Linked DNA regions of Mus musculus: all the other regions are linked to region 3. Evidence: chromatin loops called from intact Hi-C (ENCODE). Cell type or tissue: heart. All regions are shown on one strand.

What was found. A loop is a pair of places that touch in the nucleus more often than their neighbours do. Peaks named below come from ENCODE experiments on the same cell type or tissue, not always from the same donor. Only the 100,000 strongest peaks of a DNase experiment are listed, where the experiment ranks them.
Region 1: it touches region 3 in a loop (4-fold over the local background); 4 of 42 quality-filtered maps call a loop at or near these places.
Region 2: a loop joins it to region 3, with 2.1 times the contacts of the local background. A loop is called at or near these places in 2 of 42 quality-filtered maps.
Region 4: a loop joins it to region 3, with 2.6 times the contacts of the local background. A loop is called at or near these places in 6 of 42 quality-filtered maps.

Annotation. Positions count from the first base shown.
Region 1 is chr15:6,857,674-6,865,673 of GRCm38, reverse strand. It overlaps Osmr (oncostatin M receptor), which reads left to right. Exons shown (of 18, transcript NM_011019.3): 2 at 5,297-5,381. The coding sequence starts at 5,309. Among named protein-coding and RNA genes, the nearest start is that of Osmr, 13 kb to the left of the region's middle. In heart, a CTCF peak has its summit at 3,374; a DNase peak (open chromatin) is centred at 3,843; H3K4me3 peaks cover 1,069 bases; H3K27ac peaks cover 2,020 bases.
Region 2 is chr15:6,782,958-6,790,957 of GRCm38, reverse strand. Rictor (RPTOR independent companion of MTOR, complex 2) reads right to left here. Exons shown (of 38, transcript NM_030168.3): 28 at 7,784-7,876; 29 at 7,294-7,400; 30 at 6,797-7,026; 31 at 3,577-4,582; 32 at 1,350-1,527; 33 at 334-418. Among named protein-coding and RNA genes, the nearest start is that of Rictor, 79 kb to the right of the region's middle. In heart, no CTCF peak of the experiment used is centred here; no DNase peak of the experiment used is centred here.
Region 3 is chr15:6,704,154-6,712,153 of GRCm38, reverse strand. It overlaps Rictor (RPTOR independent companion of MTOR, complex 2), which reads right to left and starts at 3,773. Exons shown (of 38, transcript NM_030168.3): 1 at 3,703-3,773; 2 at 3,474-3,521. The coding sequence starts at 3,751. In heart, a CTCF peak has its summit at 4,191; DNase peaks (open chromatin) are centred at 2,863, 3,723, 4,033 and 4,393; H3K4me3 peaks cover 2,957 bases; H3K27ac peaks cover 2,281 bases.
Region 4 is chr15:6,869,637-6,877,636 of GRCm38, reverse strand. Osmr (oncostatin M receptor) reads left to right here and starts at 3,324. Exons shown (of 18, transcript NM_011019.3): 1 at 3,324-3,436. In heart, no CTCF peak of the experiment used is centred here; DNase peaks (open chromatin) are centred at 3,256, 3,886 and 5,766; H3K4me3 peaks cover 1,912 bases; H3K27ac peaks cover 1,018 bases.

The sequences.
Region 1 (8,000 bases), 150 kb before region 3:
ATCTGGAATATTCCTTGGATTGGGGTTTCCATTTCTTCTTTTGGCTTCACCAGTTCAAAGCTTAGAGACTAAGCATTAACTAACTGAAGCTGAGGTCACACATCCCAGAAATGTTTAACTGAACATTGAGTTAGAACTAATTCAGCTCCTTAAGACAGGATTTGCTTTACGAACTTGGTGGACAGATGTTATCCACTGGAGAGATGCACAGTGGGGATGGAGAAGGAATTCTGAAATCTCCCAGGGGCATTTGTCCTGGGGGTGGAGTCTGAGCAGAAGGGAAACTTGAGGGTGGGGCTGGGGTGAGGTGGGGCTTCAAGTCATCAGTCTTATAGAGAAGCGATGAGAATCCTTCAAAGGGGCTTCCCAATCCTAATGGCAGTGCCCTTGAAAGAGGAGACGATGCAGAACCTCCTCCAAACACATGCCACTCCGCGCTGCCGCACAGAGCTCGCGATGTTGACTTCCAATGTTTCCTCGTTGAGGTTGAAACCGATTCTTGCTATGATTTCAATTTTTAGAAATTTGTTGAGACGTGTGGTTTACCATATAACCTCTCTCGGAGACCATTCAATTCTAAAAAAACGACTTTCTACCCCCCCCCCCCCCACACACACACGTAAAGAGAGAGACATAGACAGACAGACTGACAGAATGGCATTTGCATGTGATAGCAGTGGCTCACCGAGCCAGTTTTTAAGAATTTGGCAACACACCCAGGTTTGAGGAAGCAAAGGACTGTTGCCACTGCTGTGTCTCATGAGGCTTATCTGTGGTAGAGAAACTTCCCAGGGATATCTTAGTCGTGCTGAGCAAGTCATCCTGGTATGGTCCTCGGCGGTACGTTTAGTACCTGTGTAACATTCACACGGAGAGTCAGAGAGCCTGGAGTGAGAATAGGAGTGTGCAGATACGGTTTAAAGAGCAGCCACGACCGCCAAAGAACACAGTGAAGCAAGCAAGATTTTCACACATGTGAGGTGTACTAGGTTGATATAATTAATCGGAATCCCAAGATGAGGAGAGGCATGGGGAGGGGGCAGGAGTGAGTGGAGGACAGAGTGTCGGTTGAAACATGCCTAGCAGTTTCTCCAGCTCCCCAACCCCTGTGGGCCAAAGGTTATGAACTGGGTAATATTTGGTGACAGAAGATAAAAAGATCTAAAAAGAAATTAATTGGTGTTTTTCATTAAAATAAGTTGAAAGAGGAGAGGAGAAGCTGGGAGAAAACTGGCGTGCATTTTTCTTCATTTCCCAGATGTTTCCTGAACGGCAGCTGTGTCCTAGGACTCTGGTGCATGGTGTGTCTCAGACACAGATCTGCTCTCTCTAGTGCCACGGAGTCCATTGATATTGGGGAGAGGCGAAAACCAACAGATTCGGGGGAAAGGACTTAGCGGTGCCGACAGACACACCCCTCGCCATCGTCTTCTTAGTGAAAATGGGGAGTCACATACTGCTGAGAGCAGGGAGCTTCTGAGGCCGCTGTGTGAATTTGAGGCTAGGTTCCTGGACGTGTTGTACCCCGAGCAGTGGGGAATCTCTGCTCCATAAGTAGGTACTGGTCTACCAGCCCACACACCCTCCTAGCCACCCACAGGGCTCATCCTTGAGAGTGCTGTATAGCTAAGCTTACCCTGGGTTTTAATATTTCTCTGCATGGTACATGTGCAGTCAGTGGAGACAGCGTAGGCCGTGGAGTACCCCACAGCTCTCAGCTTGGACTTTGTCATATTTGATTTCTGCCTTGACAGTCATGTAGCCCCATGTGGTACTTGGCTTTCTTCTACTGATACAGGAATTCTGTATATTTAGCTGGCTGCTTAAGATCTTCTCTTGCAGATCAAACTTTCATCTGGAGCTGAGTTTCGGATAGACTCCCAATCCATCCATTTGATCTTCTGCCTTGCTAAATGGGGGCGTTAGCCAAAGGGCTTGAGCTGAAATTTTTGATGGTTCATTTGGTCCCCACCCCATGGCTTATCAGCCCTGCCTTTGAAATCTCGCCCTAACACCACCACACTTCCACAGTCCAACCCTGCCCTCTACTCTCACCCGGACTGTTGATTCTGACACTGCTGCTTTCTACTCCTGGCCCCCCATTTCTTTCTGCATCTCTTCGTCTCTGCTCTGTGTTCATCAACCCAATATACCTCTGTAGTTTCCAGTGCCTCACCATGGCAGCCCACAGGATTCAAATATGCCTGCTCTGCTCTGCACAAACTTTCAATCTCATCCCAGGACTTCCTTCCCTGCTCATCTGCTCCCTTCAGCCACATCTTTCTCCTATTTGTTCTTGATCTTCTGGCCTTTCTTCCTCCTCCTTATCGTCCCATCAAAACAATAGGTGACATCCTCAGAGTAGGGTAATTTGGGAAGGCTCTATTACCAGGCATAGTGCTCCTCCCCTGACCACCCCCACCCCCCCAAGGTTCGCAAGTGAACGATGACTATTTCTCCAGAGCCTCTGGCTGTTGGAGGGTTATTCCTGTGTGGTTTTCAGAAGAAATGCTCTATTGAGTCTCCGAGTTGTTGCACCTGACAACTCTCATTCTGCCCATTTTAAAGGACGTTATTGATTTTGCCAGGAAGACTGCAGGCAACAGTGACACCGACAGCAGCAATGGCACAAACAAGTGGAGCCATACATAGTAGCAGCCATTTCAGAGGCGTGGGGACCTTACTGCCAAGCCTAGAACCTGAACTTGACCTTGGAGTCCATAAAACAGAGGCTGTTGTCTGACCTCCATGTGTACCCCATGGAATGAGAGTGCATGTGCACACACATACACACACATATACACATACATACATACATACATACGTACATCATGCATACATACATATATACAGGCACACATATATACACATAAACATTTACAGACACACTTATGCACACACATACACACACTTATATACACATATACATGCAGACACATATACAGACACATAAACACACACTTACACACATATATACAAACAAACACATATACATACACATACATGCATACTTATATACTTATATACACATATACACTCATACACACATACACACATATACGCACATACACACTTATACTCATACATACAAACATATAAACACACACAAAACACATACATGCACACATCTATACACACATACACATATGCATGCTTATACACATACACACTCATACACATATATACACACACAGACACAAAGAGATACACAGACACACATACACAGACACACAGAGACACACACTAAATAAATAAATGTAACAATGTGTAAGCTTACCTACTATTTCTGGACATTTTCCCATTGTGTTGTCAAACTGTGGCTGGCTGAGGAGCCCCAGCTGTGAAGACAGTTAAACAGGAGGAAGGCAGATTGTAGATGACAAGAAATCAGAAGCAATTCTGTCTTCATGGCTGCTAGAGGCGCACGTGAGACCTATACGGTGGTCTTTGAGAATACCTGTTTTCCAGCTGAGTTGCCTGGTGACCTTTCACCTCTCGTTTCTGCTTACCATCACCTCTGAATTTCTCAGCTGAGTATTTCTGTACCTGGAACTTTAACTTCTTGATGTAATGCCATGTGTTTAGGAATGTTTTAAATGGCCCTGTCATAGAGAAACCTATTTGAGGTACATACCAGCTCCAGAGTCTTCTGTTTCAACTTTCTGATATGAGAGTTCCTTCCCACAGTGGCCCCTTCACGTCCCAAGAGTGAGTTGGGAGGGGACAGTGCTAAGAGCCTGGACCCAGGACTGAAGTCACTCTCAGCAGAGCGGCACACACATCCGGTCCCACTAGGCCTCTTCCGTTGCTCCCTGGGTTCTGCGCACACAGGGTTTCTCCCTGACTTAGCTCTCCCCTCTGGTTCTGGCATTCCGTTAGCGTGTGCTGTTGTAAGTAGAGATCAGTTATGAATGGAATGATGTGTTGGCCAAGAATAGAATGCAGTGCTGACAGAAATGTGCAGAAAGGCTGGCTGCTGCTTCAGAGCTCACTGGTGTCTATCATAGTCCTTTCCTTTATCCAGTTCTTGTCTTTGTTGTGGCTCCAATTTACCTGTAAAACACTCTTTGAGAATAAACAGGTGTGACGGTGGAACACATAAACAGGCTCACGGAAGGTCTAGCTCTGGAACCAGAAATCTGGGCAGCAGGGCGAAGGCAAGAACTTGGCTAAACATGAATCTCTGCTGACCCAGAGTCCTAAAGAGAAAAGTAAAAGACCAGGACTTCCCCTGACTACTGGGCTTTCAACCATTAAACGAAGAACGAGCTGGTCTTTTTGAGGTCATCCTGCCACCTTGTCTCTGCCCCCAGATTGTCCTCTGATCAAAGACCTGATAAGCCAGTGGCTCCCTTTAAAGGGCCTGCAATTTGCAATTCTCTTCCAGGGAAAACAAAACAAAAGAAAAGGAAAATGGTATTGAATAATGAAAACTTCTGTGTCTTTGAATAGGTTAACTTTTCTCCAGGTTGAATTTTGGTGAGAGGGAAAGGGGAGAGTATAAATGACTTCGGTGATTATTATTATTTTTTAAATTATTTGTTTAAAAAATTGAAATAATTTATTGATTACTGTTTGTGCAGTTATTTTTGCCTGCCTGTATGTCTGTGTACCGTATTTGTGTCTAGTACCCACAGAGGTCAGCATAGTATTAGTTCCCCAGAACTGGAGTTACAGGTGGTTTTGAGCTACTGAGTGGATGCTGGAAATGGGACCCAGGTTCTCTGCCAGGGCACCCAGGGCCTCCAACCTGTGAGGCACCTCTCCAGCCCTTCACGGGGTTCATTTAAACTGAGCCCCCTTGAGACTATATTTGTCCTTTTTTTCAATCAGCTTTTGTTTGTTCTCTTTCATTTTTAACTTTTTTCTTCTTTACCAGCTTTGTTTGGATTATTCAAATGAGCTGGCTAGTCATTAAGCTCTTGCTACCAAACCTCGGTAATCCATAGTAGGACATCTTCACCGCTCACTCAAGGCAGCAATCCATGGTAGGACATCCTCACAGCTGACTCAAGGCAGTAATCCATGGTAGGACATCCTCACAGCTGACTCAAGGTTCCTTGAGACCTAGGCTTCTGACTTGCACCCTGTCATTTGCACCTCTTTTATAAGCGGAGGGACACTTCATGGGACAGGGAAATGTGCCTTCTTCCTCCAAAGACAGATGACAAGAGACACAGGTATGGGAGGAATAATGGAAGACTTTCGTCCCACCTCTGACCACAGTTGCCCCCAAGAAGCATACCAGGAGTTAAAGCTATATAAAAGGCTCTTTCTTGTCATTTATCTTTTTCAGGTAATCAGACCAATGGCTTTCTCTGTGGTCCTTCATCCAGCCTTCCTCCTGGCAGTGCTGTCCCTGAGGGCATCCCGAAGCGAAGGTGAGAGACAAGAACACGAGAAGGGAGCACGGAAAGGTGCTCCATCTGGTGCTTTGGAGAACGGTTAAGCAATTTTCCTTCCTCAGAGCTGGTGATTAATTCACATGAGAGGTGGTAAATTTCTGGAAGCCACAATTGCCTCGGGCGTGTCCTCCCTCAACTGATAGCACGTTTAGTAAGTCCACTCCTTAGCCCTGGCTGCCTGCTAGGTGCTCTGCTCATTGGTATGGTCGTGAGCGGACCTGAGACTACAGAGCTTCATGATTGCTCTGTTGGATCTACACCACTGCCAAGGTATTTCCTTCTGAACCTTGCTGCGCAAGATGGAACAGCCCAGACTAGTTCTGGCTGCTGAGTTAGAACAAGTTCCAATGCCCCTTAGCCACACTTTGCTGAGAGCTGTTAAGCTTATAAAATATGGCTAAAAGCAACCGAAGTCTGGAAAGCAGTAGAAACTCTCTTGAGTACAAACAAGGTACTATCTTCAATGCCAAAATCTGTTGACAGAGAAATAATGTTTCTCTCTTAGCTCTCCTCAGCAGACAGTAGTTTGGAATAAATTAACTTTGTAAATGCATACATGAGTGGAAACTTTCTATCAAATGTGTCTGGATACTTTATTACTTTGAACTTTGTTAAACATAGATTCTTGAAAGAGTTTCTGTTGGGTCATAAATTTCCCTGCATTTGTCCATATTATACAAAACTTTACAGTTTTTTCCTTCTTGTACTTATTCATTGCTGTATTTGCTTTTTAACAAAGAGTGCAGATGACCCATCCATGCATGGATTTATGAAAATGACACTTGGAAAGAATATGCATAGAATTACTCGTTTATCTCTTAGAACTACAGGAAAAGTTATATGGGAAAGAGGGAAATTAGTTCTGCTAATAGTTCAAGTTCTGCCTCACATCTTTTACATCTAGGTTTGGTCTTGGCATTTGGGAATATACTATTTTTTCTGGCTTCTTAAATATCAGTTAGTTGAGTTCTTCAACTATATATACCGGGGCTACAAGGTGACTGGGCTCTTGCCCTGTGGCATGTGTAGTTCCCTCGGTCTATCTTGCCTGCTGGAGTCTCAGTTCACTGCAACTGAGCAGAGGCTGAGTGAGCATGGAGGATATTTTGGCCCAGATCAGAGCCCCTGGTTCTGAGACACAAAGTCCTTGCCCTGAGGGACTCCCAAGCATCTACAAAGTTTTGCCACGGCTTGCTCACCCAGCAGAGTCTCACGATGTGACCTGACTGTTCATGGCACATCTTCTCCATGTGAAACATACTGCTCTCAGATCGGTCTCTGGGGCTCTGTTTCTGTTGTTTAGCTCAAACACATTTCCCTCATTTCCTGGCAACCACTTTCCCATTTCTGCTTCCAACTTTCTTTACAAAACAGGACTTCCTGGGTAGGTCTTCCTTTTCACCTCAACTGCGGGGACTCCTTTCTATTTCTGCTGCCTACTATATCCCCACACAAACTACTGGGCTTACCACTTATTCGGCTAGCCAGGCTCAGGTCGGAGACTGTATTTCAGATAACCTGACTTGACTTTTTCCAAGCATACATATGTAAGACCCTTCAGTTAACCCTGGCCATGTTTCCATCAGGCTGGAAGACTTGACTTGATGTATTTTTCTGTCTTTGGGATATATATATATATATATATATATATATATATATATAAATAAAACAATTGTAAGTAAGTGGTGAATTTTAAATTATTTTTACATTCACTTAGCATGTGTGTGGTGTGTGTGTACACCCATACACTGATGTACCTGCATATACATGTCAAAGTTAACGTGTGGAGGTCAGAAGACAGGCTGTGGGAGTTGGTTCTCTTCTCCCAAAGTGTAGGTTTCAGGGATGGAAACTCAACCTTGTTTGGCTTAGCAGCAATTCCCTTTAAACACAGAGCCATCTTGCTTTCCTCTGTTACACATTCTAACAAAGGTTAAGTCATGATCTGAAGAGCAAAACATTATTACGTGTGTGTGTGTGTGTGTGTGTGTGTGTGTGTGTGTGTGTGTGTGTACAAATACAATGATCTTATCTCCCTTCCAGGAAACTTTTTTAAAAAATTTAAGCAATTAGGTAGGGTAAATGTTTCCTTTTGATGATAAAAGCTCTTGGCATCCCACTGTTTTAAACACTGTTACATGGTATCTCCTTCTGGGAATTCACCACATATTATTTCCTCCAGTAGTATTAGGGCTGGTCAGAGAAACTTTATGGGAAAAGTGGGAGGCTGTCTGTGACTAAGCCCATGTTTGAGTCCCCAGATGATCTCTTTAGCCACACTCCAGTTTCATGGAATGAGAGCTGCCCTGGGAACCAGAAGGCCTAGGTCTAGTCTGGTGTATATAGCTTTGGCACAGTCCTCCACCTCCACATTTAAGCTCAACTAGCTGCTCTGAAAAAAATCAGGGGGTTGGATTTACTAATCTCCATGGTCCCTAAGATCTCTGGCTTCACCTTGGAGTTTTCTCTCTTCCCTCCATCCCTCCCCACTCCCACATTTGAGTAACTAATGTTACTCAAATCCCTGAGTCATTCCACACATGCTGATAACATATGTCAACTTAAGGAACTTCCCTCTTGCTGAAGCAACATAAG
Region 2 (8,000 bases), 79 kb before region 3:
CGCCTTACAGAGACTTGAAGTGCCAGGGCGGGGGTTGGGGGAGTGGATAGTCAGGGAGGCCCCCAGACTCAGAGAACGGGAGGGGGTGGGAGGAACGGTTGTAGGAGGGGGTGACTGGGAGAGGAACAGTGAACAGGATGTAAAGTGAGGAAGTAAAAAGTAAAATAAAAAATTTTAAAATATGCTTTACTTTTTAGTTGACTGAATTATTTTGGCTTAGTGTTTAAATTTAAACCGCAGAGTTTAGTGCAGCTAATTTTTAGTGTTATCTAACTGAAAAGAGCATTTCACTTTTAAGGTAAGAAGTCTCAGTAAAACGAGCAGCACCATTACCTGCTCCATCATGGGAAAACATTCTTGCACCTCGGTCATCTGGTGGAGGCACGTGCTTTGATTGAAAATAAGGAACATCCTTTATCTAAAACGCATACAAATCATGATCAGTTTCATCACACAAAGAAATTCATTATGAATATTAAGAAAATTAAAGGAAATGCAACAGAAACAGAATTACTGTAGCATATAAATCTAGAAAGCAAAGTTTACTAACGATGATTAAAATTACCAAAATATAACCAAACACCGGTCTCTTAACCATGGTCCTGGTGAATTAAGTGGGTATTCAAATACTTTATTGTTTATCTAAAGCACCTAGAGGCTGGGCACGGTTCCAGTGAGTTAAGGGTGCTTGCTGTAAAGTATGAGTTTCAATATCCACATGCACATAAATGCTAGGTGTGTTCACATCTATGTGCTCGTCAAACACGGGCAAGAAGGATGGAGACAGAATGACTGGGAGGGCTTGCTGGCTGCCCGCCTAGCTCCAGATTCTAGGAGCAATCCTGTGTCAAGTGAGTAGGGCAAAGTACTAAGCAGGATGACCAACAAGTTTCTCTGTCTACTGCAAGCATGTGGAACTACACGCATATATGCACCACAGTACACATACTTCTACTGTACACACAAAGAAAAATAGACCGAAGAAATAATAAAACAGCCACCTAAGAAACAATGTATTCTCCGGTACTATTACATGCAACTAGAAACTGTCCTATCTCATGGGAGCAGGGCTACTGTCCGTGGGCACAATAACTGGCTGCTGGAGAAAAGGGATCAGAGACTACAACACATGAGTCAGACAGCGTGCTGCTCTAGAGACTGCAGCCTGACTAGAATACAGAGCAGCTCAGAGTGTGGACTTAACAGTTTTAGATGAAAAATCACCTCCAAAACCTATTAGTGTAATCCACTATAAATTACAACTTCTAATAAGAAGCTACAGAACATTAAAAAACAAAACAAAACAAAACAAGAAGCCAGCTCATAGAAAACAGGAGCACTTTGGATACCTGGAAGATGTCATTGATGTCTACTGGAAGAGCAAGTCCAATGTAGTCATCGGAACCTCCATATGTAGCACTGGACACCATAGACCTAACTGAGGAGGAGCGCTGGAGGGTATTGTGATTAATAGGACTTAGTAAATCTTCTTTATCTAATGACGCATAACTTAAAGCTTTCATAAACCTGTAACATCACAAAAGAAACCTTGTATTAGCGTCTTCACTTACACTGGTAAGTGTATTAAAAAACGACAACAACAAAACCCCAATTGACACTATCATCAAGGCAGGCAGTCTGCCAGGAGCGGACCACCTGTATCTACTGTGAGCACATCAGCACTAACATCAGCTGCTACGTATCAACCATGGGGCCAGCAGTAATGCTCAGTGCTGCCAAAAGAACAACTGTTATGGCCCCAGGAAAAGATGAGAAGGGAGGCAAAGAGAATAATGTCCATATTTAGAAGAAAACAAAACTAACTTACAGACAAGTACAGTCAAAGACTGCCTTTACACGCAGAGAGATGCTGGACTTGCTATACTGTGTAGCTAAAGATGTATCTACTAACACTAAGTAATGCATTGTTGGAAAGTAAGACTAGTTGCTTATCGATCCTGTGTGCTAATTAACGCTTTCATCATCATGTAAGGAGTCTGTAACACACAAGGTACACACACCGTGGTACAATCCTTCCTCTCTCTCATTTGTAAATAGTACAAGGGACATCTCACAGCCCACTGGTCCGCCCTTACAGGCACAGAAGACTCTATAACCACGGCATGTGGACACCTCCCTAAGTTAAACTCTGTCACACTCATTACTATTCATGCAACAGACACAGTTCACTCTGTGTATACCTTGTTAAATATATGAAACACTATTCGAAGTCTCACATTAATAACTGGAAAACCAAGTCTTAAAAAATGTACAAATGTAAATCAAAGGATTATTTCACACAAAACACACAAAGAAATATGTGTTTGAAATAGTAGCCATTAAGATTATAGAAGCAAAGTAATTCCTAATCTCCAAAAAAGTACTCGCTTCTGATGTTTATGAATTTTGTGAAAGAGGTAACATGAGTCTCTTCACTTTCCAATTCTATTTCAAGCAGCTGTAGCTCCATTTTGAACTGCATTGTTTATTGGATTTGTATAGCTATCCTTCAGGAAGAAAAAAAATGTCCTGCTTAGAAAGTTAACATTGTAAAAGTTTAACCCACGGATCTAGCCGAGTGTCCAGTAGGCCAGCTCAGAGCCGCAGCCAGCCTAACGCAGCAGCTCTAGCCCTCCATGCGTGCCTCGTGGCCGTGTTCCACACTCCCGAGGATGGCAGAGGCAGAGACTCCCAGTTACAACAACCATTACTGCACATTTTTATTAAGAGGGGACACAATTCACTATCTGCTGCCAGGACCTTCTTTATTAAAAATGCTACCTAAAAGTCAGAAATGAGACTGATCTTTTACAGCAGTAACTCCCAATTCTGACAGTGAGCATACCCTGTAAATGAGGGCTCACTCTCTCATTTTACTACCTGACACCTAGCAGTCTGCTTAGAGAAATATAAACCATTTAAACGGACATAATTCAACTACGAGAATTCCCAACAACAAACAGGTGTGGAACTTTTTATAACTGTCAAGTTTCAAAGTGTATCATGGTAAAAAACAAACTTAAACTATACTGTTAATAGCTTGATATACCCTAAATATGGAATATTTAATATATAATTAGAAACTCTTGCTTAGTCTTGAGGACCCAGGAATTCATTTAGTGTTTATTAGGTTCCTTTTTAATTATGTGTACTTAATGCAAAATAATTGACCTGAAGTTTTCAGCTATTTTAACAACTAGTAAGAGGTCACCGTTTGGAGCTTTACCTCGACCTACCTGAAAAGGCTGTTTGTTACTGTAGGTCTTAAGCTCCTGACTCCCCCGACATGCTTCTTTTTAAAATCGATCCTTGCAGAAGCGAGAAATAAATAAGAAAAGCTTGTGACTGTGTAACCTTGCAAACCATGTTTATTTTCAGGGCCTAATGGACCTTATTTTCCCCCCTCGCAGCTGCAAGAATCCATTTCAAATGCTATCAGGTAACGAGGAGCTCTCAGCCTACTGAGGTAAGTGGGTCAGTTCTGAGACTTGGTTTCTGTGGTGCTCAAGCTGACTAGTGTCTTACATTTCAATCTGTTAGAACACGCTGACTCATCTCTCAGTGCATACTGCTCACCTGCTTGGCGTCAGTCTGGATTCAAAGCTGTTGGCCTTCATGGTGATGGTGTCGGTAAAAAGCACATCTTTTGCCGGCGACGCCAAAGCTTCCGAGTGAGACAAGGACGGGTGCATTCTTTGCTGCTGTAACCTTTTCAATGTAGCATAGCCAAAGGCATCTCTAGAGCTTGTGTAGCTGAAGTTGCAATCTGCTAGACTTTTTATTGTTGCAATGGAGGGCGCTTTAAGGGACTGGGCTCTTCTAGGAAGGGTGTGAGAAGAACCTGGTGGCACCAGGGACACTGAGTTCGATTTGGAGAGAGACAGATGGTTAGACTGTGGTGTCAAATAGTGGCTCGTCTTAACAGTTTTAGTACTTACCACGGTACTCAGACTTCCACAGTCCGTGTCCATAGCTGTGGGGTCGACAGCGACTGTCTCTCGGGAGGGGCTCGAGCTCATGGAGCTGATGCCACTCGTCGTAGTGTCCGTGTTAAAGCTCTGGCTGCGGATCTTGATGTGGGAGCTTGCTGAGCCTTCCACAACCAACCTTTCTCGGCTTGTGTTTTCTCTGTGAGTCTCGGTACCAAAACTCTTGGGGAATTTGAGGTCATTCTCTCCAATACTTGGAGTGCTGCCCGCGTCTTCAAGGTGCTTATTCCCAACGAAGGAAGGCTCTAGCTGTAATGATTTCTGTGCTGAGGAGCTTGTGAAGTCTTCGCTGTGATTCAAGTCAACACTGGGCTCCGTAAGTGTTCTGATTCGCCGGTTGCTTGTCTTATTTTCAGATGACAGTTTTCCTCCTTTTGGATCACTGCTACTGCGGTGTTTTTTAGTAGGCAAAGTAAGTGAATTTAAGATACGATTCTTTACAAGTTTGCTGGAGCCAAAAAAGGGAAATGAATTTTTATCTTTTATGGGTCCAGGTCGGTCATAAAATGCTGGCTCAGCATCTTCATTGATGTCAAGGAAAAATGTGCTGGTGGAGGTGCTGCCGAAGCGGTCGTCCTCCAGCATGAACATGCCTGCAAGTCAACAATGGGCTGTCAGTCACCACAGTGCTGAGGGCTACCACACTGTCTAACCAGGCACGGGGACGGGGATTAGTTAATAAAACTGCTTCCCTGAAGCTCAGAGTTAGGATGTGAATGAAAAAAGATCGTATCATGGTGAGGATCTACGAAGAAATCTGCAGTGCTCATCCCAGTGCAGAGTATATGAGGTTCCTATTCCTAGGGATTGTTCCAAATAGTCAAGATAGAGAAAAAGAGCCCTTGAGCACGGACGCTCTTTCTGTTAGACAGAAGCGGCATGGCTTCTTTACATTACAGTGGCAGGAGACACTCACCTTAGAAGAAATGAGTTCCCTAACCCTGAAATATACTTCATCCCTCCACATCCGAGTTAGTCACAGACGGCTTCAACTAACCAGAGACCAAAAATATTCATAGAAAGGTGCTTATATTAAACATGTTCATGTGCCTTTCTTGTTATTATTTCTTAAGCAATTAAGACCAGAACTTAACATTGAGCACTCAGATCGGGCATTATAGAGGATGTAAAGACGATAGAAAGTATGTAGGAGATTTGTATCAGAATCAGTTCTGGTACTGAGGTGGGGGCCTGGGATCTCTCACAGATATTCAAGGATAACTAAACTTACAGAGAATAAAGGCACACTTGCAAGCGTCACACTTAAACCAACTATGTTCACTGTCCATTTTGCCTTATATGCTATTCTTAGTGTCTACCCGTAAGAGATCAGTTAATGTAGGTGTCTGTCCTACATTAATGGTACCTGTAAGATTTATTTTATTTGTAACTGTCCTGTTGAGTAATTATTAAGGACTTTAAATATACTTTGGGGAAAAAAAAGAAAGAAAGTAAAATCCTAAATAAGCTCACACATTACACTGTTTTTCCAAATTTTGCAACTCTAAGATACATCTTTTTATATGGAATTTCTCAGGAATAAATCATGTAACAAAGAGTATGGAGAAGTGTAATGGGCAAGATGTATTTCTTTTTCTTGTTGGAATACGAACATTAGTACATCTTATAATTCAAGTTATCAAAGACTTGGGGTGAAATACGGTTCAAAAAATGTATGATTATCTTTATGTTTTGAGATATGATTTTATACTGCAGTCCATCTGGCCTCAAGTTCACTATGAGCTCCAACTAGTGTTGACAATCTTTGAGCTTCAGGTTTAAGTGCTGGGGCTAAAAAGGTGTACTTGCAGATCCAACCTCTCTCCTTCCTTTCCTTACTTGTGTTGTACCAAACACAAACCTCATCTAGCTGTCCAAGTTGGTCTTGGACTTATCCTGTAGCTTAGAAAGGCCTCGTGATCTTCCAGCATGAGCATCCTGAGGCATGTGCGAACAGGACTAGTTTGTGTTATCTAATTTGTTGCTACTGGTGTTGTTTTAAGACAGGGTTTCTCTGTGTAACAGCCCTAGCTGTCCTGGAACTTGCTTTGTAAACCAGGCTGGCATGTAAAACATGGAGATTCACCTGCCTCTTTCCCCATCCCGCCCCCCAAGTGCTAGGATTAAAGTGTGTGCCACCTTGCTCACTTGTGTTATGATCTTAGAGCAAAGAAATATGCCTATACTTTTGTACAACTCATAGCATCAACACAGACTCTGAATCCATAGTCTGCTTCACAAATCATTTATTTCTGACATGCTATCTTTTTAAGAATCTACCAATTTCCTTTCTTCTCTCTAGTTTTGAGAATTAAACCCAGAGCTTTTCAGAAAATAGTCAAGTGTTCTACTACTCAGCAATACCTGTGGCTCCCCACACTTGTTTAACATCTATGATTTATGATCATCTCTGATTACAAAATTCCTAAAGCTATCTCAAAAGCAAGGGAGAGAACAGGCTAGCTGGTAGTTACTGCTATGAAAAGAAGTGCAGCTTCTAACAGGGTCTAACCATCAAGATACTACTTTTGAAAATGGTAGTGTTGGATCTGGGTATGACTACATGTCGTCTGTATCCTAGCACTCAAGAGATGGAGGCATGAATATCAGGAAGCCAACACCATCCTTGGCTGTTCAGCACGTTCCAGGTCATACAAGACTCTTGCCCCCCAACAGCCCAAAGTCTAGTTAGAAAAGAGAAATGTAAACTCAAGATGGTAATGAATACATTGAAGCTGTGAGATCACAAATAAAAACTCCAACCCAGATTCTGGGGTTGACTTGACGTGAGCCATCACGGTACTCACTTGATGGTGCAGACTCACTCTCACTGTTATGTCTAGAGCTGGTCGACTCAGAGTTCAAGCTGAGGGTGCTTGGGACAGATGAGAGCTCATTGCAGAGCTGCTCCACATCATCTGGAACCACTGGCCATAGATGCTTGCGACTGTGCCTTACAGAATCCCAGCTGTGACATTTCAAAATATCACAGCCTTGCTTGGTTTTAGCTATGAGCCCAAGAACATATACACAGGTCCTGCATGTAAAAATATGTGGTAAAAACAGTTTATAATTCCAAGGTAAGATTTCTTAAATAGCCATAAAAGGGTACTGTATGGGTATTTATATTTTCCTTAAAAAGACATTTAAAAATTGTTCAGTTTGTGATTAAAACAAAAAGGTCAGGTAACAAGGCCATAGACTAGCACATTGAAATCGACAATTAAGAACCATAAAACTCTGCCTTACATTTATTTCTAAGTACGAATATGTTCACTAGAAAAACTTCAAGAATGTGACATACCCTCGGATGGAAAGGACCTCACACTGTTTTGCAAGTTTTAGTATATCTGGGATCACATTTTCTTCCTGTAGCAAATTAAGCCCCCAATTCGATGAGCCAATATTTCCCTAAAAGAAATATCAAATATTTATAAGACTAATATTTTGAAGAAACCTTAAAATCTACCAAGAAATATATTTAAATCTAACGGGGGGGGGGGGGGAGTCCATTTAAAAAAAAAAGAACCAACCCAAAACTTAATAAATAAGATGTGCTAGGAGTAAGCAATTATATTTTAGAAGAAAAACAAAGGCACTAATAGTTTAATCTAACATCTATTTCTTATGCATACAGATAATCTTTAAATTGGTAGGAACAATCCTGGTCTTTAAAATATTAATCTAAGAAAAAGTTCAAGGTAAAGTAATTTTAACTTATTTAGTATTAGTGGAAGAAACCTAAAAAACAAAACCCATAAGCACTGGAAAGACCAGAACTGTTTACTACAGACCAAGGCCCAAAGAGAGGCTTTCAGCTTCTTAATGTCTTCCCATTTGTCCAAGTCTGGAGTGCGAACATTGTGACAGAGCTCTGTGATGATACTCTGGAGAGAGAAGGAAGTACCATGTGAGCATCTTAGGCTTATCTTAGACTGGACCCTGGCACAAGACAGCAAAGGTGCTCTCCCGTCATTTCTGCTCACTTAGAACTGCAGGAGTAACTTAGCA
Region 3 (8,000 bases):
AAAGAAGTATTTGGGTATTTGGACTTTCTTTTAAAAAAAACACATTTTGGTATGAAATACAGGGAGTATTTAATGGTGTCAGAAGCAAACTGGGGACTTTCACAAATTAAGTAGAGTAGGCTTCTGAACAAAACTGAAAGCAAGAATTACTAACAAATTAACTCTAAGATTTACTAAATAGACTCCTAGATCAAAATTAATCCGTCAACAATTTCTAATACAGGCATTCTGTATGAGCCACAGTAACAACACCAGTACCAAAACCAAAGGCCCCAAGCCCTCGCCCAGGAGAATCAGAACACAAGTCAATCACCAAACTAAAAGCTTTCTGGTGTTAAAGAAAACAATTCTAGGGCTCACAAACTGTAATCTCACATCTTACCCTAAGTACATACAACAAACTATACTTTGGGTTAAACTTAGCTGGTAATCTTTGAGACAGGTCTTCCAGAGCCCAGGCTGGCCTCCAATTCCCAGTTCTGTGTCAACCTCCTAAGTGCTGATACTAGCAAAAACATGTTATCACTAAATACTCCATTTCAGATATACCTGATAAATAAAGTAGATCATCTCCAAAACAAACTCTAATTCGTTGAATACATATGTGTAACAGTCAATGATTTGGGGCTTGGGGAAACCAGTCAGAGAACTGCTTGCCAAAAGCGAGAGGCCCTGAGTTCAAAACCCAGAGCCCAAGTAAAAGAGCTAGGTGTGGGGCATATATTTTGTTCCCAGCACCGAGGAGCCAAAGGCAACAAGCAGATCCTATTCACGGGTCAGCCGTCTAGCCTAACTGACAAGGTCCAGGCCACTGAGGAGTTACTGATACCTAGGTGGCCCTCTGGCTTCTATACACACATGCACACATGTGCCTCTGCACCTGTACACGGACGTGCACACACAACCACCTGACATCCTTCATAAATTAGGATTTAAAGATTCCAAATTCCCAATGTAGGCAAGCAGCTAACACTAAATATTGCTTACAAGTGATAAGACATAATTCATACTGAGTAATTAAGAACTACCTTCCTTTACCTTTCACTAACACTTTAAAGTTGTTTGGTTGGTTTGTTTGTTTGTTTTTTTTTCCAAGTTGGAGAAACCAGAAGGTAAGCAAGGTCAAATAACTTGTCCCAAGTCCCCCAATACTGCTGTCCCTGAGAGTACAATGCAGAACTATCTGACTTGACAGTCAGTGCTGTGATATGCATGGATGTCCCTTTTACAAATCACTATGACCACGGTTGTCCACCTACACAGCAGACTTCACAAAACAATCTGCACACTGCCTTAGCATGATGTGAAACAAAAATCTGGTGGCTCAAACTTTACATTTTTCCGTACTGGAATCTAATCTACAAGCAGCTGCAACCCATCTGCGCCGTGGGTCTCAAATCATTACTAAAGTTCAATTCCTCGTGGACTTTCTTCATGTGTGATCCACATGCCTTCAAACAATGAAATGTTTGTTCAAGTAACACTTTCTCTAATCAACTGTCTCCCTATATATGAATCTAACTCCTAACTTTTTCCTTCTAAGCTTCCTTATGATTGAGGCCTACAGTTCTCCTGTAACCTCTCTCTGTTGTGCATTGCTTTTGCAATCAGGTCAACTGGCTGTGAATACTTATTTGCAACACTAGTACGTTTTATCCCGGCAAGCAAACATAACATTGTCTAAGCATTTTACGTAACCCTAGAAACAGCTGCTCATCACATAGCCGTTTAAGTCAAGTCTTAGAGAACTGATGATTTTCAATCGTACCCACTGATTTGTCTTCCCGAGTTCCTATTGAAGTGAGGCAAGTTTCATATAAGCTTGTATATAAGCTTTTCTACCATCCCAAATTCTGACAGCCTCCACAAAAATATATAAAGAAGATTAACAAAATCCCACATCTGAACAGGTTTATACTGTAGGTACTAGGCTCTAGTTAACCAAGAGGTATCTTCACACAGTTTCTCCGTTACCAATTAAATCAGTGGCGAACTACATGGTTAGAAAAGCACGATGCAAAATCTCAGGTCTGAATTATGATACTCAGAACCGCTGTCTGGAAAACCTACTTTGTATACATTTTTCAGGTATATATTAAGTTTACAAATTTGAAAAAAAAAAACAACTAAAGCTTGACCTTTTTTCTATAGTGTTTCTGAAAGCTGGTTAATGGTAAGAGTGTTCCAGATCACTGATGTAGTCGCCATCTCTAGGACTGACACACCACTGCACTGGATCTTTAAAGAGGTTCCCCTTTGAAAGGGCTCCTTTACTCAAAACAGCTTCCTAAACTATCAGAACCAAATGCTAAACAACAAACACGTGTTCATGAAACTAAATCAAAACTAGTCTTTCAGTCTACACAGAAGGATTCTTACAATACAAAAACCGAAACAGAACTGAATTACGCAGTCAATACAGAGATGGGTCCCCCAAATCCCACATCCACCAAATAACTTTATACGACGGTCACTACATACAGGGTGGGTGGGGGAACCAAATTCATGTCGTATATACAATGTTTACGACTGTTCTTGTCTTGTTTTAACGTCCTAAGGTGTTTCACGGATCTCAAAAAGTGATTCCGTAACAGCAGAACTAGTTAAGTTACACTCCACTCCAGCGCTGTGGAGTCGGACCGTCCGGAATCTGTAGACCCAACTCCTGTTTAAGGAGGCAGAGAACGGACTGATGCTTCGGCGAGATACTGGGAGATGAAACACCAGCCCGGGGGCCGGTGACCGAAGCAAGAAAATACCGATCGTTCGCCGGGTGCGGTTCTTAAAAACAAAACACACGCGGGGCTCGCCCTGCTGGGAAAGGTGTAAACAAACCCAGCTCTCCTCCACTGCAGCCACAAGGTACACAATGAAGCGGCGGCCGAGTGAGGGGGCGGGCGGTCTCCAGCCAACTACAGCCCCAGCGGGCCCGGGAGACGGGAAGCGAGCAGCAGGGAGCTGCGGCGTGAACCAGACACTTAGCAGTCATCACGGGCTCTCCGGGTTCTCAAAAAGCTGCGGGGACCCCCCCCACCCCACCCAAGAGGATCCCACGGGCAGGGAAGAGCAGTCCCGCAGTGAGCAAGAAGCCGGCAGGGTCCAGCATCTGCTCTTGGGGGGAACGGGGAGGGCAGGATGTGGTCGCTCTTCCCACAAACATCCTCCAGCAACCTAAATAACAACCTCTACCTTGCTCCCCCACCCACCCCGTCCAAGGCCGCCCCCGGGATCCGGAGGTGGGGGGACCCGGGAGCGGACGGAGGGGGGACACACACGCGACCGAGCCGGCCGGGGAGCTCCGCAGCCGCCCGAGGCCCCGGAGCGGGCTCAGCCCCCCGGGCAACCCGGGCCACCCGGGCGCGGGGCAGGGGGATGGGCGCGGGCTCGGCCCCTCGCTGCCCCGCGCGGCTCGCCTGCCAGCCCGCCCGCCCGGCTGCCCGCGCCTCCCCGGCGGCCGCGGCGGCCCGCGTTACCTCGGGTCAGATCGAGCGGGACGTTCTCCTCGCCGCTGTCATTCCGCCCTGTGCGAGACAAGACACACAACCCCAGTTAGAATCCATCGCAGGCCGGCGGCGCCCGACGCCCCGCTCGTCTTCCCCGTCCAACCTCACCCCACCCCATCCCCAGGCCCGGAGCAAAGCCGAGCGCCGCGACCCGTGACCCGCACCGGGTGAGGCGAGCGAGGGCGGCGAGCGGGCTTACCTCGTATTCGGAGGTTCTTCAGAGAGCGGCCGCGGCCGATCGCCGCCATATTGACGGGTTTCAGTCACAACACCGGAAACCTCGCCCGATCGCGCGAGAACCCCCTTCCCCTCCCCGCGCGCCGTTCCCGCCCCCTCCGCCCCCCTCCCGCGGCAGCGCCCCCGCCCCTCGGCACGGAGGCTCGCCCGCGGGCGCCGAGCAACGCGCCGCCGCCTGTGCCGACCCGCATTGGGCGGTGGGATGCGACCCCCGGCGGGGGGACACGGGCAGGGCGTCGGGGCGCAGGCGTGGTGGGAGGCGCAGTTCCCACGGGGGGGGGGGGCGCCCATTGATGTGGCCCGGGACTCTGGGCGCGCGCGCGGCGGAGGTCGGGATGCGGGCGGGCCACCTGCTGGCCCGCCCCGCCGCACTCCCCGCGTGGCTTTAAAGCCCGTTTCCTTACTCATCGGCTAAAATTGTTACCATTATTTTTATTATTATTATTAAAAGAGAGGGTGGGGTCCGGGAAAAAGGCGCGCGGCGCACAGTTAGGAATGTCGCTTTGATCCTTTTCCCAGAACCGCGGCGCCCCGAGTGAACACGTAACAAAGTTTGTTTTCCACCCACGCTCTGACCATTGAGCTAAGCGGCTTCGCGCTTGATCACAGGCAAAGCCGCTCGCCGCCGCCGCCGAGAGCTGGGCGGCAGGGCGGAGGTTTGCTTTCGGTCCGCCGGGCATCCGACGTGCAAGGAGTGCAGAAAGCGGGCGTGCAGGGCGCTCGCCCGAGCGCGGGACTCTTTCCCCGGCGCGCGCCAGCGCCTGGAGGCCCGGGACAGGGTTTCCTCTCCCGGAGCCCGGGGAGGAGGCTGGGCGCCTCGTCCTGGCTTTCTGTTACTCCTACATCACTGGCTGATGCCGATGTCGAGGATCGATGTTTTTAATGCGGACTAGTCACAAGGATTAGTTTACGGGTTTCTAGAAGCGGGTTAGTACGCACTCATTTGGCCCTTAACCCAGCAACTCTCTTAAGCTAGATTACTTTAATGAGAGGATATTTTGTCTCCTCCTATTCCTCACCTCTCTCTTCCAGACTTAAAAGTCCAAAGTGGAGATCTTGCCTTAACCACTTAGTTTTTAGTACAGACGTCAAAAACGAGTATCTGTTAGTGTAAACCTTCAGCTCCTTTTGTTCTAATAATGTTCTAAATAATAATAATGTTCTCACTAAAAAAAAAAAAAAAAAAGCAAACCAAAACCTCTCTAAAATCAAAAAGAAAAATAAAAAAATATTAGAAAGACTCTCCGTGTTAATAATAGTGAGCAATTGTAGACTTGAAAGCCCAAAGGTAGAAATTATGCAAATGTAATTTAAAATGACTTTGTTGATCCAGTATATTAACAGAGTGGTATTAAGTAAGCAATTACAGATTTCCTTTACTCATAAATGCTTGAAATACATATAAAATTCAAATGGTTCATTATAAAATACTTTTACAAGCATTATATAAGGAAAAAAATCCAAGATGTGTATCTGAATGTAAACTACTATTCCCCTTTCAATTGTGGGATCATGCCTGCATATTTTCTTCTTGCTTGGTCACCTACAACCAATAGTTGTGGTTGGACTTTTAACCAATAGTCGATCTATGACAGTTGTAGAAGCAACAAAAGTTTTTAAAAGAAAAATAAAGAAACACCAGGAAAATAAACTTGAATTGCTGCTCTCTTGGGGTACTACCCCATATCTCAGGATGAAGTCTGCATTCTGGCATCTGCTGCCCTGTTGCACTTAGCTTTAAGGATCTAACACAATTACAGTGCTTTAAAGAAATATTCCCTGACACTATCAGCACAAGCCTTGATAAACAACAAAATTGCTTCCTTTTTATATAGCTTCCAAGTCTCTATGGAAGTTATTTATTCTATTTCCTGCCTTAGATGAAGACCACAAAGCTGGAGGTCTGGCCAGAACATGAAAAAGTTTATCTTTCATCCCTCCACACATCACAATCACTAAAAACAAAATAAATTAGTAGAAATCTGTCCATAAAATGCTAGCAGATTGTCAAATGGTCCTTCTGGTGCTAATGTCCATCCTCGCCTGTTTTAAGTCATTTCCTAGCCTGATGTAAGTTCCTTTAAGTTCCAGGCTTTCTTTAAAGTGAGTACAATTGACTGACTTTAAGTTAGTAGAGGAACTTGCGAGTCTTTCATCTTCATAACTGTGTGTCCTTATTTGAAGACCACTATTTATTTATTCCATCTCTTCCAGGAGGGGGAAAACACACATCATTTTCAATCTAGCCATCATTGTTTGTTTTCTTCCGTTTCTATTTCAGGGAATTGGGTTCTCCACATTTGCTCTTAAAGTGGGTGGCTTTCTGACCAAAAGAACAAAAGACACTCATCTAGGGATGAGGACTTTAGACATAATAAACATTGTACAGTATGCAAAGTTATGCTTGAGTTTTAAATGATGTCAATCATAATTGGCCCCAGAACACAAGATACTTATTAAGAAAAACATAAATAAAAAGCCTGGTTATTTTCTGTGATGTGATGTGTGTTACAAATCTCCCTTGAGACCCGTCCTCCCCTCATTTGTTTTCGCCTGCCCAGAAGACTTGCTTCTCTAATTTGATTGTGGCTCTAACCTAGCCACTGTGGATATGACTTCCTCTTCTTAGTTCTCATTTCCCAGTCAGCTTTCAGTTACTGTGTCAATGAATCTTTTTTTTCTAATACTAGTCATTGATAAAAAAAAAGTTACGTGAGAGGGAGTCCAAGAGCACACCTCTGACTGACAGCTCAGTTGGCTTTGCAGATGCCATGACTTCAGTGCTGGTCGCCAGCTGCTTCAATCCCCCGTCCTGCTACACACAGTTGATAATCCTGAAACTGTATTTTATCAGTTCGAGGCACAGCTGTAATGTTGAACAGAAACAAAAGCCTCCTTGCCAAAGTCTTGGTTCCCTTTAGTCTATCTGCCTTGCTACATAGGCCAAATGGAGATAAAACAAACTGAAAACCACAAGGTTCGGGGAGACCTTCTCTTGGTAACTTGTCTTTGTCATCAAGCCACACATTTACTACCTAGATAAAGGCCATTAAAATGACAGACGATGGAGTCAGTGAGACCGATGATACCACCCTTCTCCCACTGGAATGTGAAGTTCCATCTTTGATCACATCAAAACAAAGTTAGATTTAAGGAGGATTTAAGCACTTTGAGGATTTCTTTACATTTTGTTCTGTCCAAAAATAATTATTTGAGTTTTATTTTAAATAATTTTGTAAGGTATAAAGGCCCCTGCATAAATAGTTTTAAATGAAGAATAAACTTATGCTAATGAAAGAGAAATATCTGTACATTCATAACAGCATCCAGAAGCATGTATGCTATGGTATCAGTTGTGGTTTGGGGCTGTTAGAAATGTGAGTGATGTGTTTCCTTGTTTTTCTCAGTTTATTTTAAAAAACAAAATTTTAGTTGGATAATCTTTTGTAAGGAAAACTAGAGAAATTTTCCTGGCTATTTTAAAGTCAAATCACAAATACTTGTATATAATACTAATTTTGTAATCACTGAACATATCAAAATTATTTTTGTATCACTGTTATTAAAAGGGAAAAGAGTCAAATATGTATCACAATGCATACATATATTTACCATTTTATTAAGTTAAAACATAAAGATGAAATAAAAATATTAAAAGTCACTGCTTTACTAGTGGAAGAGATAGTAATTATAGAACCAAGATATGCTTAATTTTTTCCTGTATTTCTTATTGAATCTTGTGATATAGCAATTCAAAAGTCTGCTTCTAGAAACACAAATTAATAAAAATAAAATCTCACAACAATTAAAGCAAATAGCGAGGAACCACACCACTGCCTTCAGTTTTTAAACTTCTATCCTACAGTTCCATTAAGACTGACCAAGATTTGAAAAATTAATTTTACTAATAAATGTCCATTTTTTTTACCACTTTCCCCAGAAAACTAGAAGATAGAACATTTAGAAAATTTCAGTGAAAACTAACAACATGCTTTCGGAACAATTCACCTGAAAGATGCTTACACAGATAGGAAAATTCTATTTCCAACTTTTGAAAAAATGAAAATATAAAAATCTGTGTGGCCGTACTTAAATTTTAATCGTTTTTAGAAGGAAAAATCACAGCACTGTGAAACTGAAATGTTCTTGCCTTACCCCACGTCTGTTGAAAGTCATGATGTGCTCAGTTATTGACACCACGTTTTTCCCAGAGGAGAAAGAGAACGTTTTAAGAATCTGGTGGGTAGCATGCCTTGGGGA
Region 4 (8,000 bases), 170 kb before region 3:
CAGAAGAGGGCATCAGATCTCATTACGGATGGTTGTGAGCCACCATGTGGTTACTGGGATTTGAACTCAGGACCTTTGGAAGAGCAGTCAGTGCTCTTCCAAACCACTGAGCCATCTCTCCAACCCCAGGGAGAATCTTGAACCACATCTCCGCACAATTACTCACACTCCAAGTCATCACTGGCTCCTCAGAGGTGACCCTGGCTCCATATTATTTGTGTGAAATGTGTGTGTGTGTGTGTGTGTGTGTGTGTGTGTGAGGTCATCTGCACATAAGTGACCACTGATGTCATAAAGGATCATGGTCATTTAGGAAACTGGGAAGGAAGAGGCAAATGTCAGTCATGGGAAGGATCCTGTGACCCATCAAGTTCTTGTGGACAAGTGAGAATGAGCAACCCCACAAGGTAACAGAGCAATGAGAATTGGGTATGATGGCATGCATGCCTTTAGCCTCAGCAGAGGCAGGTGGGTCTCTGAGTTCAAGGCCAACCTCATCTACCAAGTGAGTTCCAGTACAGTCAGGGCTACACAGGTGAAACTCTGTCTCGAAGAGACAATGGACAATGACACTGGAAAAGCAGGGAGGGCTTCCTTATAGAAATCAGAAGGCAGCCAGAGAGCCAAGGATGGGGTCTGAGAGAAGGATAACATCTGTGTTCCTGCCGTACAGTTATATCAGCACCAAGCAAGGATGGAGATTTCAACCTTCAGCTTAATAAGCCACTGGCAGTTTTCATCTTTTTGTCCGGGTTATTTTCCGGCCACTTTTAAAAACTAACCTTTGGCATGCAACCTGTGAGAGAGTATCCTAGGCTGACCCAGCAGCACAAATGTGACAGCATTTAACCTCAGAAGCCTGTCCTCCCACATCTCTGGAGGCCAGGAGAGTGAGGCCAAGCAGTTATTGGCGTAAGCTCCTTCTCAGCGGCTCACAGGACAAACTCTTACCTGCCTCTCTCCCAGCTTCTGCTGGGTGTCAGCAGTCCTTGCCCTGTGTGAGATAAAATAGGTTCAGAGTCTGTCTTCACAGGCGTACAGTGTTCATTCATCCTGGCGGTTCATGCCCAGATGCACATCTCCTTATAAACACGGCCATCCCTGTGTTAGCCCACGGGGACCTCTTCTTCATTCAATTAACCCCGAGAGACCACTGTTTCCAATTATGGTCCCTCCCATGCTGGCCTTTGGTGAGAATTGGGGAGGATTGCACTCATGTGTCCACAGCCACTCGGATGTTGAATAAAGGAACACATATAAGAAGTTAGAATGGGACAAAAGTAAATGAATTAATGAACTAAATGAAGTCACTACTTTTTTTTTTTTTGGACAAGCTATCATGTAGACCAGGCTGACCTGGAGCCTACAGAGATCTGTCTGTCTCTCAAGTATTGGGATTAAAAGCATGCCCTGCAGGGGAATGACATTTGAAATATAAATAAAGAAAATATCCCATAAAAGAAAAAAAAATAAAAGCATGCCCCGCTACTACATTTTGACATAGTCTTTTCCAACAATACTATTAATAGGAGTCTAAATTAAGTGGATATTCATCCAAAGAACTCAACCAGAGAAGTTCTTGTACATCCATGTTTATTCCAGCACTGTTCATGGTGGCTGAGCTAGAGAGCCAACACAGACGCTCAACAGTCAAACTTTTTTCCTGACACATAGAAAAAAATCATATTACTTATAGGACAATGAATGAAATGAAGATAATATCACTAAGCAAATTAAGCCAATATCAGGGAGAAAAATATCACCAGGTTTTTTTCCCCTTATTTGCGGTTCCTAGATTTCATATAGATACATAAGGTTATGCAATCAGGTATGACACTGAAGTGGAATTAGAACTGGCTTGGGGGACACTGGTGGACAGAGAAAGCGGGGGAGATCCGCGGGAGAATACATTCTATATACATGCACGGAAACCAAGAGAATTCGCTCTGCATACATGCATGGAAACCAAAGGCCGTATTAACCCGATGCAGGAAACACCTTGCTCAACTGACACACCCGCACACCATTTTCACAGATAAATAGAATCAAAAAGCCTTTTTAATGGGTGAGAACTTGGCTCCACACTGCTCCCGCGGCTGTTCGCACGGCCACACTAATGGGCTCATTTAAAATAAGTAATAATGGCTATGGCAAAGGAGCACACATTATTTACTAGACACGATGTGCCTTTTTCTAATTCTCTTCAAATATTTGCTGTGTGCTCCAGTCTTTCAGGCACCATTAGGTATTAGGTATTTAGAGGAGTACTATCTTTAATAATAATAATAATAATAATAATAATAATAATAATAATAAAAGATCCTTCCCTGAATTGTCATTAGGGAGGAAGAAAAAGCATACACAGACACGAAAGTAAGGCGTTGTAACTAATATTTCTGACATTGTTTTGAGGTGTCCCAATACCCCAGTTACTTATTCTAAGACTGATTTGTGGATCCGCAAGTTCTGATCTATAGCCATTTCCCTCAGTCTCCTTCCATTTGTGACTTGTAGGTAGTTTCCAAATGTGAACTGAACTATAGCTTGGAGCAAGGTATAGTGTGCAAGTGGGCGGTTCTCCAGGCTTCTTGGCCTGGCGACTGGTGGGAACTTGTTGCCACACCTCCTGTGGCGATAGTTTTGTGCCAGTTCCCAAAGACGACGTGGCTGTGGACATTTTACCATGCAGCCATAAAGAGAGGTCAAAAATGTCTTTCAAGTGCCCGGTTAGTAAAGATCTGATGGCGTTCTAAGGAGAGAAAGGAACTTGGATCTTCGTGGACAAAGAATTCAGGTCTGTAGCTGAAGGAGGCGTGGCCACACAGGGCGTTTCCAGGTCCTGTAGAGGAAGCACAGTTCATAGATCTCTGTTCTAACACGTCTGTCTTGCTCTGAACGCCGAAAGTCAACTCGATCACAAGTTTGATCCAACAGTTTGACATTTCAGGTAATTTTCAGACGGAGCGCTGGGGTTGGATCTCCCAAGCAACACAATTGGCTCTGTGCAGGACACCTGGCACGGGGCACTGGGTCGCAGCTCGTCCCCTCTCCCTCCAGGAACAACGATGCTCAAGGACCAGCTTTTCCTCCCAGGCCTCTCCCACTTCCCTTCTCACCGGTGCTGCCCGCCCGGTCCCGGGAACCGCGCCCGTCGCAGGGTCCCGATCGTTCCCCCCTACATCCCCTTGGGACCAGGAGCAAATTCCTGTGGGTCCCAGGAGTGCCAAAAGTGCTCAGCGAGACGGGAAATTGCAACAGTACTTGGCCCCTCGGCCCTCCCCCGGCGCTTTCCCGTAACTCCCGCCCCTGGACACTTGCCCCGTAGTTGATTCATAGCTGGGGCGCGGGGCCGCCTCCACACGCCTGGACAGACGTCCGCGCCCGTTCCCCTGTGAGGCCGAGGACCGGCAAGGCTCCGGAGCAGGTCGCCAGGCGGGTGAGTACGGGACCCGTGTGCCCGCGCTGCCGCCTCCATCCACTTTCCGACGGGCGAGCCGAGAGCTTTGCTGCCCCGCGCCTCTGCCCTGTCCTGCGTTAGTTTTTGCCTCCCGAGACTGCACTCTCAGGAGCCGCAAGAGGTTGTGCCAGAAAAGTGCCACCTAATTGGTGGGCAACTCTAAAAGACTAGATACTCTCAGCGTGCACGTCGCTGGGACACCAGTCCAGGCCTGCTTTGAGGTTCACCGTCCCCTGGCCTCTCACTCAAGCAGCTGGGGAAACACTTGCTGAGTTAGAACTCCCATTTGGGCCAATTTGGTTTCTCTCACAATACCCCGTGGGAGTGGGAGTTGATGGTTTCCCCCAGCCTCTTGCTTTCCAGTCCTTAACTCCCACCCGTCCCTGTCATTTCTCCGGGACTAGGTGCTTCCCTCTCCACTCAGAGAAGAGCACCCCACAGCCTTGGGGGCAGAGCTTCTATGCGGGTGGGGAGAGCAGGTACCACCTCTCGAGCTGCTTGAACGGAAGTGTCACCACTAACAGGCAAGGATGCGCATAGGGGTCAGTGTCTCTGAGAGTAGGCACCAGTGAGATGCTGAAACGGGAGCGTGAATACAGGTTCCCTGTAACAGTTCTTGACGGGCCGCTTGTTCACACACTCTTCATCTTCCCTGCCTGCCTTGTGAGTGACCAAGGGCACAGATATAGGGATTACTTTCAGACGGACAGATGCTACCTGCCTGCAGGACATGGTGAAAGCGCTTTGCGATCAAGCTGTTTTTCAGCTCAGGACTCGTGGACGTGAGGATGGATGTAAGCAAAGCAGACAGAATTGAAAGTGGAAGCTAGGTGCAGACCAAAGGCATTCTGCTTTTGAGAGGTGGTGGTGGTGGTGGATGTCGGGGGAGACCGTGTGTGTGTGTGTGTGTGTGTGTGTGTGTGTCTGTGTGTCTGTGTGTCTGTGTGTCTGTGTGTCTGTGTGTCTGTGTGTCTGTGTGTGTGTGTCTGTGTCTCTCTGTGTGTGTGTCTCTGTGTGTGTGTCTCTGTGTGTGTGTCTCTGTGTGTGTGTGTGTGTGTGTGTCTGTGTCTCTCTGTGTGTGTGTGTGTGTGTCTGTGTGTGTGTGTCTCTGTGTGTGTGTGTGTGTGTGTCTGTGTCTCTCTGTGTGTGTGTGTGTGTGTCTGTGTGTGTGTGTCTCTGTGTGTGTGTGTGTGTGTGTGTCTGTCTGTGTGTGTGTGTCTGTGTGTCTGTCTGTGTTTGTGTGTGTGTGTCTGTCTGTGTGTGTGTGTGTCTGTCTGTCTGTGTGTGTGTCTCTGTGTGTGTGTGTGTGTGTCTGTGTCTGTGTCTCTCTCTGTGTGTCTGTGTGTGTGTGTGTCTGTGTGTGTGTGTCTGTGTGTGTGTCTGTGTCTGTGTGTGTGTGTGTGTGTGTGTGTCTGTGTCTGTCTGTGTGTCTGTCTGTGTGTCTCTGTGTGTGTGTCTGTCTGTCTGTGTGTGTGTCTGTCTGTCTGTTTGTGTGTCTGTGTGTGTGTGTGTGTGTGTGTGTGTGTGTGTGTGTGTGAGGGGGCAGGTCTGGAGGGGCAGCGATATCCCCAATAGGTCCTAACCCTGATGTAAACAGACTTGGAACGGGTTCAGGTTACCTTTTACATCTTAGTTTCAGTTTTCTTGTTTACACAACAATACAGTTTCCTATAACTTTTGACCAGGAACTGTGTGCTTCATTTTAAGCGACTTTATGGCAAATAGTTAGATGACAGACTGGAGACTTCACTTCCTTGTCTCATAGCCTCTCTGCTATTCTTCCAATACTAGGTTTTTTTCCGGAGTGGGGCTGAGGTCTCTGTACTGCTCTGTTTTGCCTGGGATGAGTCACAGGAGTTCCCCAGTTGACCTGTGTTTGAGAATCATCCTTGGTCTTTTTCAACCACACCTACATCTGACACCTCCTGGGAATATCTCAGCACAGTGAGAGATGTTCCCAGGCTAGGAAGGTCGACTACTTTCACTGCTGGGTACAGCTAGGTCAATGCCACCACTGGCCTCTTTGGGGCTCTTGAGTCCCGTTCTGTCTCTTGTCTGTTTTTCATCAAAGGCAGAGAGAATGTGAGAGAATGGGCCTGGTGCTAAGTGTCCAGAGGAACTTAAGCCACAAGAGCACTCACTGTGGATGGCTTTCCCTGTCTCCTCTTCATCTGCACAGCCCAGAGTCTACCTGTTCCTATCCCCCACCCCACCCTCCACCCCATCCTCTCCTGCCTGGGGACCCCATCTCCAGTGCACAGGAAGTCCGTGGGTGTTGATGTTTTTGTTTTCCTTCGTCCCGGGAAAAGAACCGAGTCTGGCACACTGGTACAGTTCTGGAAGAGTGGCTGTCCACCATTGTGCCGGTGTCAAGGTTGGTGTTTTCCCCGTGGGAACTGGGCTGAATGTTTACAGACGCTGAAAGGAAATCAGAGTGTGCACTCTCGGGCTCGTTTATGGGAACAGTAGGTTTGGCCCTCTTCTCTGGACAGGAAACCTTTCCTAGAGAGGGGAGAATAAAAAACAAAACAAACAGCACACAGTGAGATGGAGCCAAAGCACACAGCATTTCCTCATCTTTCTTGAGAAGACCCCTCCCTAAAACAAACTTTCTTGTCCCTCCCTACCTGTAGCTGACCCTGGCTTCACAGTCTTCCTTCCTCCACACTTTATTCTCTGGCTTCCCAGGTCTTGCTTACCTTAGATTATCTTTGAACTGGGTTGCTTTGAAGTAACCCAAACAACAACTCTCCTTACTCTAACAGTGGAGAAGTGGCTGCAGCAAGAGCCTTTCCTCACGGCTGTTACCAGTCTGAAGTGGACAGGCAGTAGTAGAGTGTATTATTTCTCTCTGTTGTGACAAATGATGGAGAAAAAGCAACAAAAGAGAAGAAACGTTGCTTTTGGCTCATGGTTTGGGAGATTATAGTCCACCATGAGACAGCTGGTCACGGTGTGTTGGCAATTAGGGAGGAGAGGAGGTGAATGTTGTTGCCCAGACAGCCTCTCTCCCCATCCCGCTCCCCATTTCCATCCCGTAGGAGATGCAGCCCTATGTAGGGATAGTGCTGTGACACCCTGAAAGACTCATCCAGAGATGTGTCTCCTGAGTGATTCTGAACTCAGTCAAGCTGGCAATGCAGATTAACTATCATGACTTGACCACTCACCAACTTGACACCCTAACATCACTTCTAAGTCATAACGTGATAAATATCACTCTAAGATACTTTTATTTATAATGATTTGAAGGACATATCTACAAGTTTTTCAAGTATGTCTACATATGTAAATTTCCTAACTGTAGTGTGGCGCTTCCTGCTTTACAGCCCAGGTTGGAGAGCTTTTCCCACACCTGTGCATGATATTTTGCCAAGGGTTTCCTGCTAACCTTAAGCAAGATAAAATTTATTTACCCTCTCCCTTAGTGATGGCTGTTTTGCTTTGAAAACATATTTAAGATTAACAACAATGCCTCAGGGAAGATACTGCATTCATCTTTGCTCTCAACTATGAATATTGCTGTGGAGTCGAACCCCAGGAGAGCTGTTTTGAGGGCAAGCATCTTACAGCACACCTCTGCTTCATAGATCAGTGCACATGTCAACATGTGAAGTTTGGATACTCCTTACCAGGACAAACACAAATAGATGTGTTTTCAAACTTGGGAATGGATGAGACAAGGCAGCATTTTATTTTACATTTTGTTACTTAGTATTCCAATTTACTATTTCTACATATTTATGAACCATCTGTGTCCTATGACGACTAGGTCACACCTTTACTCAGTCTTATATTGAGCTGTTTCCTCTCAGTCTTTAAAAAATTGGTTACCTTTATTTATTGATTTATGGGTGGGGAGGTTGTTTATGCTACAGTGGACAGGTAGAGGCGAAAGGAAAGCTTTGGGGAATTGGTGCTCTCCTTCCTCCATGTGGGACCTAGGTAGATACCTGTAGTCACGGAGCTATCTGTCCGGCTCGGGGTTTTTCTAATTTTATGCACTGTAGAAACTCGGCCCTGTCTCAGATCATAATACTCCGTGTGCAGCAGACAATGCAACGACTTCTACCACAAAGCTGCCTCTTCTCATTTTTCTTTAATCGTGGGACGAGACACATATCACAGCAGTTACCATCTTAACCACCGTACGTATAAAGCTCGCTGCCATCTAGGGTGTCCACAGCTCTCCAGCACCCCGTTCCCGAGCCGAACCGGAAATGGAACCACAAGTTTGAGGCATGAAATAGTCACTTTCTTCCCTCCTGTTCTCTGCATCAGCCAATCCTCTCTGTGTTCTTAGCTGGACCGATGAAGGGCTCTCATAGGAGTGCAGTCACGCGGCATTTGTGTGTCTATGTCTGTCTCATTTCGTGTCACACTTTTTAAAACCCCACTGTAGCAGCTATTGGTCTTCTCCGTGATTCTGAGGCCGGCAGCACTTCACTGTCTATCTATCTCCTTCCTCATGCGCTGCTGTGGTGACGATCCTCTGCTACACAGAAACTGTAGGTACTGGCGTTATCAGTACTTTTCGTGATTT